Regions from separate parts of the Homo sapiens genome. Here region 1 is linked to region 2. A link is an interaction called in ENCODE POLR2A ChIA-PET data of the cell type or tissue named here. Cell type or tissue: GM12878. All regions are shown on one strand. Each heading gives the region's core, and the rest is flanking DNA. Links, peaks and the distances in the headings are about the cores only.

What was found. ChIA-PET counts read pairs that join two places held together with the same protein. Peaks named below come from ENCODE experiments on the same cell type or tissue, not always from the same donor. Only the 100,000 strongest peaks of a DNase experiment are listed, where the experiment ranks them.
Region 1: POLR2A ChIA-PET joins it to region 2 with 6 read pairs; 3 of 35 experiments call an interaction of 5 or more read pairs at or near these places.

What each region holds. Positions count from the first base shown.
Region 1 is chr5:115,429,510-115,440,434 of GRCh38, forward strand. No RefSeq gene overlaps it. Among named protein-coding and RNA genes, the nearest start is that of FEM1C, 110 kb to the right of the region's middle. RefSeq lists a silencer at 6,550-6,750. In GM12878, for the core only: no CTCF peak of the experiment used is centred there; no DNase peak of the experiment used is centred there.
Region 2 is chr5:115,374,534-115,385,458 of GRCh38, forward strand. No RefSeq gene overlaps it. Among named protein-coding and RNA genes, the nearest start is that of CCDC112, 83 kb to the left of the region's middle. RefSeq lists an enhancer at 3,343-3,422. In GM12878, for the core only: no CTCF peak of the experiment used is centred there; DNase peaks (open chromatin) are centred at 3,268, 5,338 and 5,628.

The DNA.
Region 1 (10,925 bases), core at 1,574-9,573, 55 kb after region 2:
TTGCTATATATGGTTGGCCCAAATATAAACCAGGCTTGTTTTTCAGCTTCATACTTAGTGAGTCAATATTTGCAAAAATGCTGCAAATATCACCTTATGGAAATGTTATTACAGTGTTCTTGTGGTTTACTTTTATTGTTTGCTTGTTGTTTTTCTACTCCAAGTTTATTATAAGGCCTCTTTCAGGCAGTTTTTCAGCCTAATGTAGAATGGTATGGTTCAGTGCATAAACAGCCATACACACCCTCTCATGTCCAGAATTGATCAAGTAAACTCTGACTTCTCATTTCCTTAGACAGGATTGCCCCAGTCCCAAAGGGAAGGAAAGCTGGCACAGTAGGTATTTACCCAGTGTGGTATGCAGGGGTAGTGCAACCATACTGTGCAAAGGCCCCAGCACAAAAAAGAAAAGTGCACTCTTTCTACAAATTGGGGCCAGTTCTCTGTTGTTTCTGTTCTGTTTGTTTTTGGCGCAGTTTCCTGATTCAGATGAATCCATTTTGCATTAACAGAACAAACAAGTGCATAGAAGGGACTTGTGCTCAAAGATGTGATGTTTAGATTCAGTGATGAATTAAATCTTTTAGGGAAAATGAGCCTCTCTTAGGGTTCCTCCTGAGGGCTATATAAACTCTGTGATACTAATCTAGCAGGGTGTCTATACTCCTGAGGATTGATAGCTTCCTGTTCAGGTTTGTGTGCCACCAACTCGCCCAAACAACTCTCTTGCTAATAATGTTTTAGATTCCCCTAATAATACCCAGCTTAGGCCTGAGCATACCAGATAAATTGAAACAATAGTTATCAGTTGATTCTACCTCTCTATATTCAGCTTGTAACTAACACCCCAGAAGAGAAATTCCTCCTGCATTAACCTGCTGACACTGGCCACGATTTCAAGCATACTTTGAGTTTTCTATCACTCTCATTGTTTTGTATCTCAGAAACCCACTGGTGCCTGTCTCTACATTTAATCATCTGACATTTGTAAGCCTTCAGTAATAGCACCATCAAGTTTACCCAGGATGTTTACCATCAGTTACTCATCACAGTACACCTGCAGGGCAGGTAGCTGTTGGGACTGCATTTTATAGGACAGGAAACATACCCCAAATGATGACACACAGGGAATCTGAGGCAGCACCATGATCCAAATTCTAGATACTAAAGCTGTACCTGACCCAATACAGTAAATGCTAATGCGTTAGGTGGATTTTCATCACTGTATAGTTGACCTGTTACTCAAAGCACTGCCTTCTCTAGAAAACCTTTTTCCAACCACTCCAGTCCACAGTTACTCTCTCTTGAAGCAACCTTCCCCAGCTCCTTCCCAAACTCCAGACATATTTTCTTTGTATATTATATTCATATTTAATCACATCCTCTCTGTATGGTCAATCGTTTTCAGGTTATATTACTTTCTTTCTGGAATATGATCTCCTCAAGGATACTTGGATTTGTATTCCTCCATCATTCCTAGCACTGTGCTTATTCCCAGATGGGCCTGAAAATGCACTCTCCCGTGGCCACTGCTGGCCTGGCTGGCTGCTGAAAACGATAAACTGAACTAGGATGTGCTTCTCAGCTTGACCCAAAAGGAACACATAGACTACCCACTGCCAGGTACTGCCTCCCTGGTGGACTCCTCTGAACCAAGCAGGTAACAGGCATTGCCTCCCTGCAGTCCTTGCAGAAGTCTTGTACTGTAACATGCCCTCTTGGCCTCACAAGTTCATGTGTAAGCAGTTCATGAGCTAACCTTGAAGTGAGCACCCATGAATTGCCAGCTTGCCCTGGGGAGCTGGGCAGCAAAGACAGAGCTGAGTAAGGCTGGCCTCTGTGTTCAAACCAACAAGCTCAAGAGTGTCTAATTATTTCTAGAGACGCTGCTCTGCTGTGGCAGGTCTACACCTGTCTACTCAGCAAGCATCCCATTTAACTTGTACATGCAGGGAAAGCAAAAAGGCATGTTCACTTTTACAAAAGGTAAACATGTTCAAAGTAGAACATTTGGGAAATAAGTCTATAAAATTATAAAGCTATCCATTTTATATTTAGCCAAATATAAAATTGATATTTATCCAAATATAAAATTACAACGCTATCTCTGGTTGTTTATCTCACCACGCAGAGATAAACAACATTAACATCTTGGTATATTCTTTCTAGCCTAATTTTTCTTTATAAAATATTTTTCTCACATAGCTGAAATTGTACAGTTTTATAACCTGATTTTTTTCACTTGACATTAGGATTTCACTTAGCATTTTCTCATGCTTCTGCTACTATATTGTTCATATGTCATGTTAATATTACTGGAGTGTGCTACTGAGAAACCTGTCCCAAATCATTCCACTGTAATTTTTTCAGGAAAGAGTCAAACCCTCTTCCTGCTGGAGAAAATAAATGTCATTTCTCATGACAAACCTAAGGTTTTCAGCTATATAAAAATGGCCTGTGTGGCTGACTACTGATGCCCCACTCTTATTTCTCTGGATCTAATCACTTGGAGAAATGGTAGACTTTTTTCTTGCCAGCTGACAGTTTCTCATCTAAAGCACCAAGACTTTCTTCTTCTCTGCCTTGGGGTTTTCTCCAAGATTCAAAGCCCCAGAAGCAATCTTCAACCAATGAGTGGAGAGTTGGTAGATAAGTACCCCATTTTCTTGAACCTCTTTGGCAAGGTTTGGAAGCCATTCTACTCAGTTACTCTAAGGTTCCTGGAAAGACCAATCCCCAGGTGCCCATTTGGGTGGAATTCACATACCATTGACATTTTCTCCTTTCCTGTCTCGCTGTTCCCACTTAGTCAGTGATGCACCCTGAGGCCCACTCCTGAATAACTACCCAAACTTGGCCTTGTTTCAGGTCTGTTTTGAGGGAGGATCAGACCCAAACAAAAACAGTTACCTAAAAGCTTATCAAGAAAGAATGTAGAGGAGAAAAATATTGTTTCACATCTGGCCAATAAATTATTTACTACTACTAATCAGGTGCCCTATGTGGAAAATATAAGAGCTTACATCACTAACTTAGACTGTCTGAAACCTTCCTTTCTGAGCCATCCTTATTCCCTTCCAGGTCCTTTGAAAATTCTGTCCATAATTTTACGCAAAAATAGAATGGTAGTTCCCATTTCTTTGGTGGTCATTCTTTAGAACACACTTATTGTTTGTCTTCAGAGCTATTTAGAAACAGCCCTGTCACCTTCAGTGGCTGTTCTGTGAAGAATCTGGAGGCACACTAATTTGAAATGTCAGTGGATTTAAACAGATTGAAGTGTCTGTTAAATCCAACCAATAGGTTAATAGTCTTTGTTTATACAGCTGTGGTTTGATATAAACCTGCAGGAGCAGTTGAGTACCACATAAATAACTTACTGAGGAGTGCTTAAGGCCAATTCATGAAGCAATAGATATTTCAAATAAATCAGAGAGCCAAAGAGTCTTTGAAACCTCAAACTGTTTACAAAAGAACTGAGACTTTGTCTTCCCTCACAAAATAATGTGAACCCTTACCACACTTCTGGACATTCTCTACTAAGAAGGATTTCATATCCCAATGATTTAAGAGCCCAGGGCCCTTCCCTATTGCCTTTTTCTTAGGACCCTCATTTCCTATACTAGTATGCCTTTTTCTCCTTCAGTACTTGCTTTTATGCTACTTGTTATTTAGAAACAGATCAAAATCTTTAGAGGCTAAGTTACAGGACATCACCCATTCCTCACTGATACATAATTGAAAATCAACACAATTCTGAATCACAAAATAAGTATAAGAAAGACAACAAAGTTCTGATATTTCTTGTGATGAGTATTTTGATACTTTTTTGAAATATCAAATATATTTCAAAAATATTTCTTTTCTACTACCTTCTGCATGTGCTGAGTTTGCCTATTCAATAACTTTGCCAGTGACACATCTGAGATTATGAATAAGTTTCCAATGTAGAATTATGAACTGAAAAGCTAACTGAAGTCCCAAGTCATATAATTAACTATACCTCATATATATGCTAAGAGTCAAAGATTAGAAGCAAAGGCAGGTGGTGAATTGATTTAACAGGAAAGTGGGATGTCTTGTCAGGAATTGTAACTGTGATCAAATGAGGGTGTTACCAGTGAAAAACAAATTAATCTCCACATCACCAAACAGGTATCCCCAGCAGCTTCTCTAATAGCTCCTGAAAACAAATTGACATTAAGATAGCAAGCAGAAAGGTCTGGTAGCACAGCTAATTAATCAGCACTCACATTGGGTTTGTTTGAAAAAAATCTTAGCTTTGTTTGACATAGATGAACGGTAGCAGAACTTCCAAGTAATTTAAATGGATTAAGATAAAACACCCAACCTTAGGGCTCTTTTAATTGACAAGGAGAGAAATCAAACTCAAATTATATCAAAGAACAAAAGAGGGTAGAAGTTTATGGATCATGTATCTAGGAAGCCCAATGTCTTTGGGGAAGTCCAGGGACTTTAGGCAAGGCTGGATCCAGGGGCTCCAACAGTGCCATCAGAGCAACATTTCTCTCTCTCCCTTCCTCCATTATGGGTGCTAGAGTTTATGAGTCATTCCACAGACTGAAGCCTCTTCTTCACAGTTCCAGTGAGACCCAGGACTTTCCCAACTGGGCAAAGATTGCACTACTTGCTCATCCCTTCATCTCAGACTCTTAGCCTGACAGTCATGCTCAGTCCTCAATCTGGAGGTCAGGCTGCCCATATACATATAACCAGAAATGAGAGAGGTATGGTTTCCCAAGAGATGCTGAGCAAGCAAGGAAAGATGTTCACTCTGATGTCTTGCCCCTCATTTATATTATACATTGATTGAAGGAGCAACCATGTAATGCATTTTCATGCTCAAAGCAGCTATCATGGATCCTTCTCTCTAGTAGGTACCCATCTCCACTTATTGACCAGTTGATTGACTGGTGTAGAACACTCAGCAACTAGTGGGTTTTCCTTTGAGCAAAACCCACACAATGGCACTTTGCAGCAAGAACCCAGAATCTCACCAAGCGTAATTCTTACATACACAGGTTACTAACGAGTCTTTGTAGATGCCTGCCTATCTTGGAAAGGATTTTAACTTCAAACATAAAGCCGAAAGGCAGATCAGATGTGATAACTGACTCCATTTGCATACGGATGCCCAGCAATCCATTTTTGAGTGGTGAGCATTTTTGAGTGAGAGCATTTTTGAGTGGTGAACTGTGGCTGGTCCTATATATAGGTAGTAGCAGCTACTTACATAATATTTTGACAACTCTCCCAAGCACTTTCAAGTCTCTAATTTCCCTGCCACCCATCAATCAAAGCCTGTGTGGTAGGGTATTATAGAAAAAACATATTTTGGGAGACGAAGCAGGAAGATGGTTTGAGTCTAGGAGTTCAAAACCAGCATAGGCAACATAGGGAGATCGCACCTCTACCAAAATAAAAGATTAGCTGGGTGTGGTGGTGCATGCCTGTGGTCCCAGCTACTCAGGAGACTGAAGTAGGAGGATCACTTGGGCCTGGGAGGTTGAGGCTGCAGTAGGCTGTGATTGCACCACTGCTCTCCAGCCTGAGCAACAGAATGAGACTCTGTCTCAAAAAAAGAAAAAGAAAAAACACTGGGTTGGGATGGGTTCTAGTGACCACCCTGCTATAAATGGGTTAATAAGATGTGTGATTTTGAGTAAGTCACTTTGTCCCTCTGAGTATCAGTGACCTCATCTATAAAGCAAGGAATTCATTCTCTTCAAGTTCTGGCATTCTGTAAGCTCTCCAGCAGAGTAGTAGCTCTCAACCTTGGCTTCATGTTAGAGAAAGCTTGAGAGCTTTAAAAATAACGCTGATTTCTAGCCATAACCTGTACAAATTACATAAGAATTTCTGGTGGTGGGATCCAGGCATCCATACATGTTTTAAATTTTTCCAGGTGATTCCAACGTGCAGCCAAGGTGAGAATCACTATTGTGTTTCACTCCGTAATCTTCTAGAAGAGCAAACTGACAGAATCAGAAAAGATCCCCAGCTAAATACTCCCCAATATCCTGTCTGCAGCCAATGTGGGCCTGCAGCTAGCAGCATCTGCCATCAGCATTTCACTTGCTGCATTAGAAATTATTTTCTTTTATTGATGCTCCCAGTGCCATCTGGCACTCAGCATATTCCAGGGAGAGCTTCCAGAATTAGGCCATCATTGTGGTTCGTGCTGGATTCTTAGCAAAAATGGTTTACCTTAAACCATTTCAGCCAAAGTATATTTTTCACTATTAAGAGAATAGAAAACTTCAAGGTACACTATATTTTGCATAATGACCTAGGAAATGAGACGCACCCAATTGATAGCTTAACCTTTTCCCTCCTCTTATGTAATAACACATATTTTTGTTCAATTACATGAATCATCAAATTCACTTTAACATCAGAATACATTGAAAAACAGGGGGAAGTATAATCCTTAGCAATGAGCTGCTTTTTAAAAGAAAAAAATCATAATTAGTTGAGCTTTCCATAGCTTGATAATACTAACCAGCACTTAAGTCACTTTCAATGAGAGGTTGGTCTGTTTCATTGAACCTTTTTTCCTAGGGGAAAAAAAAATTTGCTATACAATTTCATGAGTCACATCCATACCTCCTGCCACATAATCACATGTTCCATGCAAGCCTGTCTCCCACGTACAAGGGCTTGCTTTTCACCTTTGTTTGTTTCTTCTTGTCTCTGCTGTGTGAGCTCTGATGCCCTTTGAAAGTAGCAAGACAGAAATAACCTGGGTTGAAGTTTCAGAAAGTTACCTTGTCTTTATGAAGCTTTATTCACTTACAGGCTTCTAAAAATATATCCGACAGGATTCAAAAGCATAACATAAATGAAGTCAATGAAAAGATGAGCCCTCTTCACTCTTCACTTTTTTCCTAAGCCTTAAAACAAGCAAGCATTGTGGTGATTAAATAAAAATAAATGCCTCTTGATAACTTACTGAGGAGTGCTTGAGGCCAATTCATGAAGCAATAGATGTTTCAAATAAATTAGAGAGCCAAAGAGTCTTTGAAACCTCAAACTGTTTACAAAAGAACTGAGACTTTGTCTTCCCTCACAAAATAATGTGAACCTTATTGATAAACCTCTTGATAAACCATGTTAGCCTCATTTTTCTTCAGAGAGGCTCAAACTCATGACATTTCCCTCTTTGTGTAGGGAGGTCCCTGAATGTAAAAGGGGTCTTGTGCCTGATTTATATGGCTTCAAATCCAGTAAACCATACACATTATTGTAGATTGCAATTCTATGGGTATGCTCAAAATTTATGGTTCTGCAAAAACCCTCCCCATAGTGATTTCCCACAGTCATTTGGACTTTGGCTTCTCTTAATTAATCACACGAATAACACCAGACTCCCATTCTCCCATGGCAACACTTACATGCGGTTAAGTAGAAGTCACCCCTTTTGAAGGAGTTAGTTCACCTTTCTCTCTGCCACTACTTCACTCTCTTATGTCACCATTTCTTCTTTGGGGTATTATATTTAGGAAAGCCTCCTCTGCTCTCAGGTTTCCTGAAACCTTCTGGGAGTTTTAAGGGTCTTGTATTAGTTAGGGTTTTCTAGAGCAACAGAACCAATAGGATAGATTAAAATATAGATGTATATATATATATTCTATATGTACACACGTATATGTACACATACATATATGCATATATACACACACATGGGGAATGGCGAGGAGAGAGAATGATGTCAAGAAATAAGCTTTTGCAACTGTAGAGACCGGCAAGTTCAAAATATGTAGGGCAGGCTGGCATTTCAGGTAAGAGTTGAGCTTGCAGTCCTGAGTCTGCAGGTTAGGAACTAAGGCAGAGTTTCTATGTTAGTCTTTAGACAGGATTCCTTGGACATGAACAGACACTTCTCAAAAGAAGACATTTATGCAGCCAAAAAACATGTGAAAAAATGCTCACCATCACTGGCCATCAGAGAAATGCAAATCAAAACCACAATGAGATACTATCTCACGCCAGTTAGAATGGCAATCATTAAAAAGTCAGGAAAAAACAGGTGCTGGAGAGGATGTGGAGAAACAGGAACACTTTTACACTGTTGGTGGGACTGTAAACTAGTTCAACCATTGTGGAAGTCAGTGTGGCGATTCCTCAGGGATCTAGAACTAGAAATACCATTTGACCCAGCCACCCCATTACTGGGTATATACCCAAAGGAATATAAATCATGCTGCTATAAAGACACATGCACACGTATGCTTATTGTGGCATTATTCACAATAGCAAAGACTTGGAACCAACCCAAATGTCCAACAATGATAGACTGGATTAAGAAAATGTGGCACATATACACCATGGAATACTATGCAGCCATAAAAAATGATGAGTTCATGTCCTTTGTAGGGACATGGATGAAATTGGAAATCATCATTCTCAGTAAACTATCACAAGGACAAAAAACCAAACACCACATGTTCTCACTCACAGGTGGGAATTGAACAATGAGAACACATGGACACAGGAAGGGGAACATCACACTCTGGGACTGTTGTGGGGTGGGGGGAGGGGGGAGGGATAGCATTAGGAGATATACCTAATGCTAAATGACGACTTAATGGGTGCAGTACACCAGCATGGCACATGTATACATGTGTAACTAACCTGCAAATTGTGCACATGTACCCTAAAACTTAAAGTATAATAATAATAAAGTAAAATTAAATAAATAAATAAATAAATACGAAGACAGCTAAAACCAGCCAATATAGGGGGAAAAAAAAAAAGAAACTTCAGTATCTGCTTTTGAGGCCTTCAACTGATTGGATAAGGCCCATGCACATTATTATTCTGTAGTGGGTGCTAATAACTTTATGTTGCCTTGGCATCTATTTTTAAATATAAGTTTAACTTTCTCATACCAGAAGCAGGCCTCAGTCACCGCTGATGTAGTTTCCAATACTATATCCCACCCAAACATTTCTAGCCAGCGGTCAGAGATAGAATTCAGGGGTATCTCTCCTGCCTAGCAGGCTGGGTTTCCTGCTTTCCCACTGCTTCCTGTAAACAGACCAATTAAATATTTGTCCATGAACTTAAAGTGACCACCGCCCAGTCACACTGTAGAACTAGTGCCTGTTTTCTGTAAACCCACCAGTTAAAGCTCCCCACAGGAAACCTTTTTGAATAATGCCCTGGACCCAATAAAGGCATTGGCCCACTGGTTCCTTCACTCTCTCTGTCTCTTTGTCTTTTCTCCCTGACCTCCATGTGTGTGTGGCCTCCACATATGCTGTATATTCTCCAGGGTCTGTAAGTACTAAAAACTTTACAACTGGCCAGGCATGGTGGCTCACTCCTGTAATCCCAGCACTTTGAGGCCGAGGCAGGTGGATCACTTGAGGTCAGGAGACTAGCCTGGCCATCATGGTGAAACCCCATCTCTACTAAAAATACAAAAATTAGCCTGGAGGGAACCTGGGAGGCAGAGGTTGCAGTGAGCCAAGATTCCACCACTGCACTCCAGCCTGGACTATGAAGCGAGACTCTGTCTCAAAAATCAATCAATCAATCAAATAAAACTTACACATGATTGTTTTGTCATTGAAGCTGTGCCTACAATCAAACCCCTGATGGCAAGGCTGCCTGAAAGGGACCCATGCAAGTAGATTCCCTCCTGGTGCTCTTTTGTCTGGACCTCTCAGTTGCTGGGGACAGTAAATAGCAACTAACTTGGTAGAGTTTCATTCCAAACAGATTAGTCTGCCTTAATAAAAGTCTCCCGAGTATAAATGTTAACCACATTTTTAAAGTACTTTTACAGCAACATCTAATAACTTAACTTTGGTCACACAAAAATACTTGAAACTTTTTCTTCCCTCCTCCCCCGTTTGTATATTTTTTGCCTTACTTTAAGATCTTTACCTATTATTTGTTCCTTAGCCACTAATTATAACTGTTTTTTACATTTTTTATTTTAAATCTTCATAATAAAGGATTGAAAATTGTACATAGCACCATTACAGCAATGGGGTATTCTGAGTTTTATTATAAATTTACCTCTACTGGTGAGTTTTATACTTTCATGTGTTTTCATGATAGCAGTTATTATCCTTTTGTTTCCAGTTGAAACACCTTCTTAAGCATGTCTTGTAAATCCAGTCTAGTGGTGATAAATTCCCTTGGTTTTTGTTTGTCTGGGAAGGCTTGTATTTCTCCTTAATTTCTGAAAAACAAATTTGCTAGAAATAAAAATCTCGTCTGGTAGGTTTTTTTCTTTCAGGACTTGGAATACATCATCCCATTCTCTCCTAGCCCACAATGTTTCTGCTGAGAAATCTTCTGATAGTCTAACATGAATCCTCTTATATGTGACTTGACACTTTTACAGCTTTCTCTCTTTGTTTTTTGGCTGTTTGATTATAATCTGCCTCAGAGAGGGTCTTTTTGAGTTGAATCTAATTGAGGACTTTAAGCGTCCTGAATCTGGATGTCCATATCTCTCCTCAGATTTGGGATTTTTTTCAACTCTTATTTTGTTAGATTTTCTGTGCCCTTCTCCACCCTTCTCCCTCTGACTCTACTATAATGCAAAAATTTGTTTAATGGTGCCTCGTAAGTCCAATAACCTTTCTTCATTCTTTTTTATTCTTATTTTCTTCTTTTTGACTGGGTTATTTCAAAAGGTCTGTCTTCAAGTTCAAAAATTATTTCTTCTGCTTGACCTAGTCTGTTGTTGAAACTCTCAGTTGTATAATTTATTTATTGAATTCTTCAGATTCAAGATTTCTGTTTGGTTCTTTTTGTAATTTCTTTTTGTGGAATTTCTTACTCAGATCATGAATTGCTTTCCCGATTTCACTGAATTGCTTGTCTGTATTCCCTTGTATCTTGCTGAGTTTCCTTAAGATCATTATTTTGAATTCATTTCAGGC
Region 2 (10,925 bases), core at 1,642-9,641:
GTACAAGCCAAGTGATAGGTGGTGTAGTCCTTTAAGATCTTTGTTTTGGCAAACCATACCTTTTTAAAGGTGACTGTACACTTGGTGTGTTGCTCAAGTCCCTCCTAGGACTCCCACTTGAAATCAGTCCATTTATCAGCCATCCAAGAAAATAAGTATCACACTTTATAGTTAAATTCTACACACTGCAGGATCAAGAACTCGATTACATATTTTTTCTACTTTTGAAAAGTAATAAGACAGCTAGAACAAAAATAACAAAAACACTTTGATACAAAAGACCTTAGAAGATACGGGTCATGTTTGTTTGTGACTGTAAACTGCTTAGCTGAAAGTGATTGACACTTTATTTGAAGGCTTAAAATGAAATCCTTCAGACTAGTTTCACTGTTCTGCTATCAGAATCAGATTGAAACACCAGGTAGGCCATATTCAAGCCCAGGGTTTCTGTCACAAGGCCTGGAGATGGCGTGTGGGTCTGAGATCCCCAGGCAAAGCATTTCCCAACATTTCCCTTCCTGAGGAGTACTGCCTGTTGCTCCATTTTAAGATGTCTTGGGGATGGCATAAAATGAGGGCTACTTCAATGGGAGAAGCCTATTGACTCTGAATCCAGACAAGGAGAAGACTCAAATGACCAGAGGTAGCTCCTAAGCTTATGCTTTTGTGAGAAAGTAGCATGAAGTCTAGAATCAGATACTAGGCACATATTCACAAGATAGCTTCTGGACATATATTGGGCTCAGCTGCTTACATCTTCTAAACCTGAAGAAATACATGGTGATAACGAAACAATGAGATCCCAACAGATCCCAAAGCTCTTCTAAATTGCCAAAGAAAGAATAAATTAATAGCTTCAATGTTAATGCATTTCATTGAATTCCAGTTCTTTGAAAGTTGGTAACCAGCTCTTTGAAAGTTGGTAACCTGAGTATGAACGTAGGAAACAGCTTGGTAAAATAGAACATACCAGTTTCCTCTCACTGCCAACTAAATTAGAGTATACCAAAACTAGAAATGCATGAATAAATCACTATGGCCAAAGTGGAGATATTCTCTTCCACTGTAGAATATTAAGCTCATATCTAAGAAGTATCTTTATTGATTGATTGATTTATTTATTTTTTGAGGCAGAGTCTCACTCTGTTGCCCAGGCTGGAGTGCAGTGGTGTGATCTTGGCTCACTGCAACCTCCAGTTCCCAGGTTCAAGTGATTCTCCTGCCTCAGCCTCCCGAGCAGGTGGGATTACAGGTGTGTGCAACCACACCCAGCTAATTTTTGTGTTTTTATTAGAGAGGGGGTTTCACCATGTTGGCCAGGCTGGCCTTGAACTCCTGACCTCAGGTGATCTACCCACCTCGGCCTCCCAAAGTGCTGGGATTACAAGCGTGAGCCACCAGGCCCAGCCTGAAATATCTTCATAGTTTGTAAATCTAGCATTGTCCCTCTCTGTGACAAACTGTTGTGACATATGAAGTCTTGTGCCAGAGTGGACAAAGGTTAAGCCTTATTATAGAACAGCTGAGGTTACATGGATGACGTCAAAAGTCCTTATATTTAGAAACCTTCTCAAATTGCCTTGTGTATTGTCAGCCCTCTCAATCTGTCACTACTGGCAGCCACCAGTGGATCTGGCGTAAGAAGCCTGTGGTTTTGTGTCCCTCCCACAGGCCCACAAACTTTGGACTTTTGGTTCTCTTGCTGACTCCCTGACCCCGTTCCTGAACCCAAGAAATTCACTCCCATGGTGGCTGGCACTGCACCCCCACACCCCTCCCTATGTTCCCTTAGGTGTCTGCTTTCAGGTAGCACTGAAACAGTCATAGCTATTTTTTAAAATGTAACTCTCCTAGAATTTAGCCATGCTATGCTATCTTGCTATTTTGAAAGCTGAATCTATTCAATATATATTTTCAAATATACATTTGTCTGCTCTATATTCTTTTACCTCTACCTGCTACCTATTGCTTCAGATCTCCTGCATCAGACAAATTAAGAAACACCAGATTAAGATGACCATAAAGAGGAGTGTTTGTGGGGATGTAGCAGAAGGCAAAGACCAAATGTCTCACCGTCATTGTCATCTTCATCCTAAAGAAAAGGAACTAAGATTGATAGTGCCGGGGCCTGTTCCAGGCTCTTTTTTTTTTTTTTCTGAGACAGAGTCTCGCTCTGTCGCCCAGGCTGGATTGCAGTGGCAAGATCTCGGCTCACTGCAATGCAAGCTCCGCCTCCCGGGTTCACGCCATTCTCCTACCTCAGCCTCTCCGAGTAGCTGGGACTACAGGCGCCCGCCACCGCCCCCAGCTAATTTTTTGTGTTTTTAGTAGAGACGGGGTTTCACCGTGGTCTCGATCTCCTGACCTCGTGATCCGCCCACCTCGGCCTCCCAAAGTGATGGGATTACAGGCGTAAGCTACCGTTCCAGGCTCTTTGTGGGCATCACCTCACTGAATCTTTTTAGGAGGGAGCAGCTATTATGATGCCCATTGTATAGAGGAGGAAACTGAGGCTTTAGGCGATTGACTGATCTGTCCAATAACACACATCTAGAAAGCGTCAGAGAGAGGATTGCAATCTAAGTCTGTCTGACTCCAGAACCTGGCCTCTTAACCACTAAACAATTATGCCTCTCATTATGGCTGGTCAAACTTTAGCAAAGACTACTTAAAGGCCCTTACAAGGGCAATCCCATAATCAGACCGGAAGTACAACTAAAGCTTTCTTAATCCAGCCACATGTACAGAAGATGATTGAAAGGTTGTATGTAAATCAGTTTTTGAAAATCAAATCCTATTCTAAATTCACCAAGGGAGCGTGCTTCATTTCTTCACAAAAAGAAAAAAGTAATACTATTGTACACAATCAGTTCCAATAGATTTATTTGCCAAGCTTAGCATTTTATATGTATGACTACCTTAGAGTTGGGATAATCTGTGGTCCCCCGTCCTCCCTTAGCACAAATTCACTCACTCATGACGATGAAGGTAATTTGTGATCCAGACAGAAGAGGGAGAAAGAGCCACATCCCTATCCACCAAGTCAGAAATTGTTGGCCAGAGGGTAGGATGGCAGAAATTAATGCTCTTTTCAGAGGGAGAAGAGGAAGCCTGAAATATGCATGAAAGTTACTTGCATGGATGGCTGATAAATTCCTCAGTTAGCCTACTACTTATTGCTCAGCCCCAGCAGTAAAATGAAAGTAACAGCACTATGAGTCAGCTACACTTCTTGAAGCTATTTGAAACCCTCTGAGGAAAACAACAGAGTCAATAAATATCATCACATGATGCGTCATGTAGCTTCTCCTGCAGATGAAATTAGTTGTATGTAGCTAGACTCTTATCATAATTCTACTAGCATTGTGATGGATCTGGAAGGAAGGGCCTTCAGCCCCAGAATTTGCTGTTAGCAGACAGCATCTGTGGGCACCTTCAGGAAATGCCTTAGATGCAGAAAGCCACCTTGCCTAAGATTATGTCCTTTCCAGAAGACGCCCACATCCAGTGACTGACAGAGGAAGGGTTGGTTATAAAGGCCCAGCCACAGTGGCCTAACCTGGGACAACTCTGACAGGGCATTTAGATCCAGAGCTCCCACAGGGTCCACTGAGGCTGTGGACCTGCCTGATCATTCAACTCCTCCCTCTGCTCCTTCTTCACTTCTCCACAGGTGTTGATCCCAGAGACAATCCCTAATAAACACTTTTTACACTCGACTCCACCTCAGAGTCTACTTCCCAGAAAACCCAGCCTGCAATAAGAATCTATACAAACTATTGAAAATGAAAGTTATATTAAGGGGAAAGGTCTTCCATTTATCATGTATAAAATCTGGGAAGCCAGACTAAAACTAAGCTGAGAATTTGCCCCTGTAGTTTTTGTTTTCATGGCATTAATATTAGCAAGAATGACTGCTTATTACTATTTTAAAGGTACAAATCCATATAATTTATTTATCAGCTCATTTTTCTTCTATGGAAAATTCACCTGTGATAAAATTATTTGGATCCCCTTTTCCTCCATTACATGTGTGGTAGATTGCAAAGATGACTACAGTGTAATAACTCCCTGCATCTGTGCCCCTAGTAATGTGACCCTGCAACTCTTTCCATCAAGCGGTAGGCTGGCCCTGAATCTGGGCTGGCTTTGTGACTTGACCAATAGAATGTGGTGGAAATAATATTGTGCTAGTTCCAAGGTAAGACTTGTGGAGGTCTTGAACACTTCTGCTCTCTCTCTAGTGTCCCAGCCAGCCCCAGTGTGGAAAAGCCTGGGCTAGCCTGCTGGAAGGTGAGGAGACCACATGAAGAAACAACAAGTTGACCAAGAGGCCACCCTATGGGTCCCAGTCAACCCGGCAGACCCATAATTGAGCCTAGTCAAGACCAGAACTGCCCAGTTAGGCTCAGTCGAAATTGCTGATCTGCAAAATTGCTAGCTACATAAATAGTGGATGTTTTAAGCCACAAGTTTTAGGGTAGTTTATCTTGCAGCACAAACTATCTGATAGAGTAGCTAGTGGTTATTTCCAAGACTGATTCTGGAAGAATGAATATTTGAGCAAATTGGTTCACTTCCAAAAACTAAGAATTGATATTGTTTTCCACTCCCATCTTCCATTTTCCAATTTCCAAGGCAGGGATCTGAGTAGATATTGAGTAGATGGATATGGAGTAGATATTGATACTGAGTAGATGGGAAGAAATCCAGAAAAATTCCACATAGGTACAGTTAAAATTTCACTTTAAAAATGGCTCAAGAAAAGACTGTATAGTCTAAGAGGTGGACTTCCAGGCAAACATATAGAATGAGATGTGTGATCAAGTTGGGAGTTTGTGAACCATGATCTTGAAAGTCCCTGTATTGTCCACTGTTTAATGTTATGCTGTTTTATGGGCACAAAAGTGGGGAATTGCAGTTGACTTCCTTAGAGAACCCTTAGGAATCCAGCACTCTCTTCCTGCCTGCTATAAATTACAGCTAGTGAAGAAAGAAAGAATATGTCTATTTTTCCAGTAACAGAATAAATAATATTATGAATTAAAAAAATTATTTCAGGTAGAGCATGACTAGTTTTTCTTATACCTTGTGCTAAAAGATTGCTGGCACTGTTGCCATTTCCTAGAAAAAAAGTCACTCTGGTCTCTGGCCCAGGTCCTGACATAAACCTAGTTCCTTTTCTTCTGCTGTGATCAGTCCAGATAAATTTGCACAGAGCAGCTGTTTCTACCTGCTGCTTTCATGCTGACGAGGTATGCATTCCTCTGATCTAGTGCCTGTGGCGGTTTGATTAGTCATAATTAGACCTCAGAAATCAGACTCTTTTCATCTCAATCTCCAAAGCAAAATTTTCTATAAATTCAACATCAGTTTATGTAGGACCTTAAAGTTAAAACAACAACAACAACAAAAAACTCCAAAGAAATCTTTTGACTTCCTGATACCTTTTACTTCTCTAATCTAAATGCTTAGGAAGCATCAGGATTAATTAGGCTAGTTCCTGCTACTCAGCAGCCGGAAGAAGCCGAAAGAGGTGGAGTTTTGACCTGCCTCTGAACCTTCTACATGGGCAGCTGGCCCTGGGCAGGTGTACATAATTAACAGGTGTGAGCTGGCAGGGTACTCGGAAGGTCCTGTTAGCAGTTCCCATGCAATCTTCTGAAAGTAGGGTCTTGAGCTGTCAATGATTTTCTTATATTTGCATGAGTCAATGCACATGATCACACGTCATTTGCCATGCCAGAGTTGTCTCTCAGAGAGTTCACGATATGGACGGTGGTGGCCTAACATTCACCAGCATCTAGACTGCTACCAAGAACTGAAACATATCATTTCTCTTCTTAATAAACTCCCTTTAGGTATTTTCTAGTCCACCCGGCTCAAGCAAGTTCACACATCGACAAATATAGGGCTGTTGGTGGAGTGGGTAGGGGCTGGCTGGGGTGGAGGTACAGCATGGTAGCATACTCCCATGACATATTTGCACTCCCCTCGAACTTTGTGTAGAGATGAACATCTGATCAAAATGAATACAAAATCTATCTAATGATCCTGTAGAAACCACGCCTATTAATTAATCCACTGTTGACAATGTCAGGTGACACGTTATAACAACGCCATTGTGTTTCTGAGCTTTATTTGTTATATACCTTAAAATAAGACAGTTTCTACAATTATAACTTTAAACAGGTGTTCAATATTTTGAAGCTAATAAAGTATGGACAAGTGCTTATAAGGACCTTTTACATTTCTGGAGGTTTTTATAGTAAGTAAATAATTTTATGCAGCTTGTGCATTTATATAATTAAAAGTTTTTTTGATAGGTGCAGCAAACCACCATGGCATGTGTATACCTATGTAAGAAACCTGCACATTCTGCACATGTATCCCAGAACTTAAAGTATAATTTTTTAAAAAAGTTTTTAAGTTTTAAGAAGTGTAAAAAACAGTATTTAAGAAACATTAATGCAAGATAATAGATCTTTATGTGAAACAAAACTATACAACATGAAGAAAGAAACAAGAATTTTTAAAAATCTCAAGAGTAGATATAACACAATAAAAAACAATCTCTGGATGTGAATAATCAATACGCTATCATCAAACAGAGAAACTTAAGAGCTATATGGTATAAATAGGAGTACTTCAAAGGAAGACTTTGGGGACAAGAATCATGTATAATAATATTTTATTAGTAAGTTAAAATTTTCTAAAACAGTGGATATAATTCTGGGAAAAGCTAAAGTAAATGCATAAAATTCTCAGGGTTTCCAGGCACCTGTGTAAGGGTGTGCATGTTTTAGCAGCAACTACTGGCGTTTCCTCTTTCTCTTAGTAGCTGAGTCATTGGCCAGTCAGGAACCTCACTACGGAGGTTCTTAATTAACTGCAGCTGTGTTTAAATATTTTGCTCTCAAACAATAACAATAATAGAAGCAACAATTTAAAAATAGTATTCATACGCAAGCTTTATTGAGAGCTGACTATCTACTGGGCTCTGTTCCAACCACTTTATATGTAATACAGCATTGATCCTCACTAGAATGAAGAAGTGGGGACTATTATTGTCCTCATTTTACAAAGGATCTAAGATAGTTACTATTCTTGAGCTCAGATTAACTTTTACCACTTTTCAAATGTCAGAGTGGTGTATGGTAATAAGAAGCGTAGGCCAGTGCAGTGGCTCACGCCTGTAATCCCAGCACTTTGGGAGGCCAAGGCTGGCAGATCACTTGAAGTCAGGAGTTTGAGATCAGCCCAGCCAACAGGATGAAACCTCGTCTTACTAAAAATATAAAAATTAGCCCAGCTACCCAGGAGGTTGTGGTAGGAGAATTGTTTGAACCTGGGAAGTGGAGGTTGCAGTGAGCCAAGATTGCACTAATGCACTCCAGCCTGAGCAATAGTGTGAGAATCCATCTCAAAAAAAAAAAAAAAAAAAAGTGTAAAACTGTACCAAAGGCCTGGGGTGCCCAGGGACAGAGTTTTCTAGCTAGCTCAGGAAGCACACTGGGCTATGACGCATTACAGTCTTCTGCTTCCATTTCCAGTATTTCCAAAGGCAGCCTGTGGGCTGCCTTACTGCCCTGGACTCCTGGAAATAGAGCTAGAGTCACAAGGATTTATGGCCAATAGTGGGCATTACCTTTAATCCAAGCTACTTAGGGAAATAAATCCCTAAGTAGTACTGAACAATCCCATTAACTAGGCAAGGAAGTTCATTGGTTAAGAAAAAAAAATAAGGCATGCTTTAGAATCAGGTCTTCGTTCAAATCTTATATCTATTACTCATTAGATGAGATTATAGGCATCCAATCTTAACATCTTTTTTTCTCCCACACTGCAAAAAGGCAAACAGAATTAGGTTTTACCTGCAGCAGGAAGAATTCAAGCGAAAAATTAACAGACGCAGGTTTTCCTGAGTCAGCATTTCTAACACCTAGGAGGGTTTGCCAGAAAGGTTACAGAATTCTCTTTTCCATAAACCTTCAAAACCATGACAGAGCATCATTAAGAAGAGGGGTTTCACTGAGTGCAACCCTGGTGGTCTGTGAAGGACTTACAGATGGTCCCTTTGGTCTCTTGATACCAATATTAACCTATTATATTTGCCTAAAAGATAATTTTCACTTCATGTAATTACTGTCTTGTTTGCCTCTACTTACATTCCAAACTTTATTAAAATACATTAGAAAATGAAGATACCTTCATTTGAAATTATTGGCTACTTCTGTTTCAAGATAACAGAAAGCCCCCAATCAAACCTAAGATGTATGTGAAACTCTTTATTAGTGTGTGAAATGTATCAAAACCAGTCGATTACTTCCACGAATTAATGAATAATTAAGCAGAGAAACAGATGCAAAATGAGAAATGGTTACATTAAATGAAGAACTTCTTGTGCCTGAGAACAAAATTTGATCAGTTTAGGTCTAGTCTATTTTTTGTGGCAGCCTGAAAATGCAGAGAGACAGGTAAACAAATATAGAGAGTACAACAATGAATTGTAGGCACTGGTGATGAGAGAGCCAGCTAGAGTAAGCAAATGAGGTAGGCAGCTGCCAGGTCTACCTGGGGCCATTGCTGGAGAAAATCAGTTTGGTGCTTCTGCTCCATGGCAGGCCAGAGGCAGGAAGGACTTTTTAAGAGTTGTGCAATAGTTAAGAAATAGATGGACTCTTTTCATCCATGCCATAGGCTCAACATACTACCCCCTGATGGTTAAAACTGCCTGTTATGCTGAAACATTCCATACAGGCAAGTGAAGAACACTGGAAATTCATTCCATTATTCCACAAATACTGCCTGTATCCTATGTGTGCCAAGCTCTATGCTATGCTGGGAATACGATGGTAAATAAGACCTAAGACTTGCTTTCAGGACATACAATTCAGTTTTTAAAAGCCCCCAGTTATAGAAGTTACAATAAAGTGTTATGGCAGTCACCAGGAAAGTGGAGGAGGCATATGATGGGTGTCAGCCTAGTCTAGGGATCAAGGAGTTGTCGAAGAAACAAGCTAGACACTAGTTAAAGGCAATAAAGGCAGATTGTGTGCAGGAAGAACTACTGCAGGAAGGGAAAGAGACTTTAGTATAGAACTGAGCTCAGTTCTCAATGCAGCAGACAGCCGGGGATTTATAGCCAGCAAGCAGAGTAAGCAGTCTGTGGATGGAAAGTTACTAAGAGGGACATCAAGTGTTGGCGGATTCTTGCTAAACTGGCATCCCAGAACTTGTGATAAAGGTGGACCAAAGACTTAGAACTCAAGGTTAGCAGAGAAGATGAAGAACTTGACCAGATGTCAAGGTTGGTGAGATATCAAGGGTGGGGGAATCTAAACTGACTAGGAGGATGCTTGATGAAACAGGCTTCAGCAGGCCAAGGACAGGGCCCAAGGATGAGGCCTGGTCAAAAAGAAGACTCTGAGGAGCTGTTTAAAGTTTGGTCGAGGAAAGGGCTTTTGTCAGAGTGCTTGCAGAAAGGAGTATTAAAGCTGATTCAAGTTGGATGAAGGTGTATTCTAAGCAGAGGGAAGAGCACCTGTGAAGGCCTTAGAGGTGAGGCGAGCATGGTATATTTGGGAAAGTAAAAAATGCTGATGGATAAATGAAGTTTGAGGCAAATAGGATAGGAAATGAGACCAGAGACAGAAGCAAAAGAGAGATTTGAAGGCACTGTAAATCTTGTTAGAAGTTCAGATTCTGTCTCAAGGCCAGTGGGGAGTATTATGATTTGGTTTCTCTAGCCTGCAGAGTGAAAGATAGATTGGAGGGGGCAAGACTAGAGCAGCTGTCAACCTATATATCAGAGAGAGGCTCTCTAAAAGAAAATAATATTTATTCAGGAATGGGCATTGCCATGGGAATAAATGTACCATGGTAAACTATATGTGCATTCAGGAAGGTAAAGGGAGACAAAGGTTTTTAAAGGAAAAATGAGGAGAATTGCATACTTGTTTTGAGACAATTATCCTTGGCTATTACAAAGATCAATAACAAGGGTGATGTCAGTCTAAGTTTGGACATGCATTTGCAGGGAAGATGTCCTTATAGAAGTATTTTTGTAAGGATGCTGTGGCCTTTTTGCAAGGTAGCTTTTGCAGAATCTTCTGTGATAGTTTTTTTTGTTATCAGGCACAAAAGCATGAGACAGCTTTATGACATTCCCCAGCTCTATTTGTCATGTGTTGGTTTGGTGTTTGTTTTTGCTTTTTAACACAAGTGACTCCATTTTGATTCTGACAGTTTGTACACAGGGAGCCCAGTTGAGCACATGCTACAATAATTTGGGAGTGAGTTAATGTAACCAAGGTGAGGGTGATGGCATGGAATGATACAGAAATAAAAGAATGAAGATATTTAGGAGATAGGAATAGTAGTACTTAGGGCATAATTTACTGGGAGTAGAGAGAAAGGTAGGAGTGAAGGACAGTTCCCAGGCAATGGGGTGGATATTGAAGTTGGGAACATTGATGGCACAGCAACTCATGGGGAAAGATGATGTATTCATTAGGGACAGACTGAGTTTGAGCTTTAAGACATTAAAGTTTGGAGCTCAGCTACTGAAACTCCGTTATCTTCTGTCCTGTGGGGCCTTGCATTGTCTTGTGAGGGCTGAGTGGAAATCTCCTGCTGTTCCTCACTGATTACCAGGTACTTGTTCTGATGATTCACCTACACTAGAGAATGAAAGACAGAAAACAGAGATGTTGGAGAAGGGGTAGCAGGGTTAGAAAGGATAACAAGAGGGACAGCCAATAGAAAGAGAATGTAGGAATTACCTAATAGAACAGTTTTTGTCCTCCTTCTGACCTTTCTACAACCCCCCAAGTCCAGCTATTAAGAACGAAGTTAGGAGGTATCATTCACTTCTCAAGACTAAACCTTGCAACAATTCACACACCATGGGATGATTGACACCC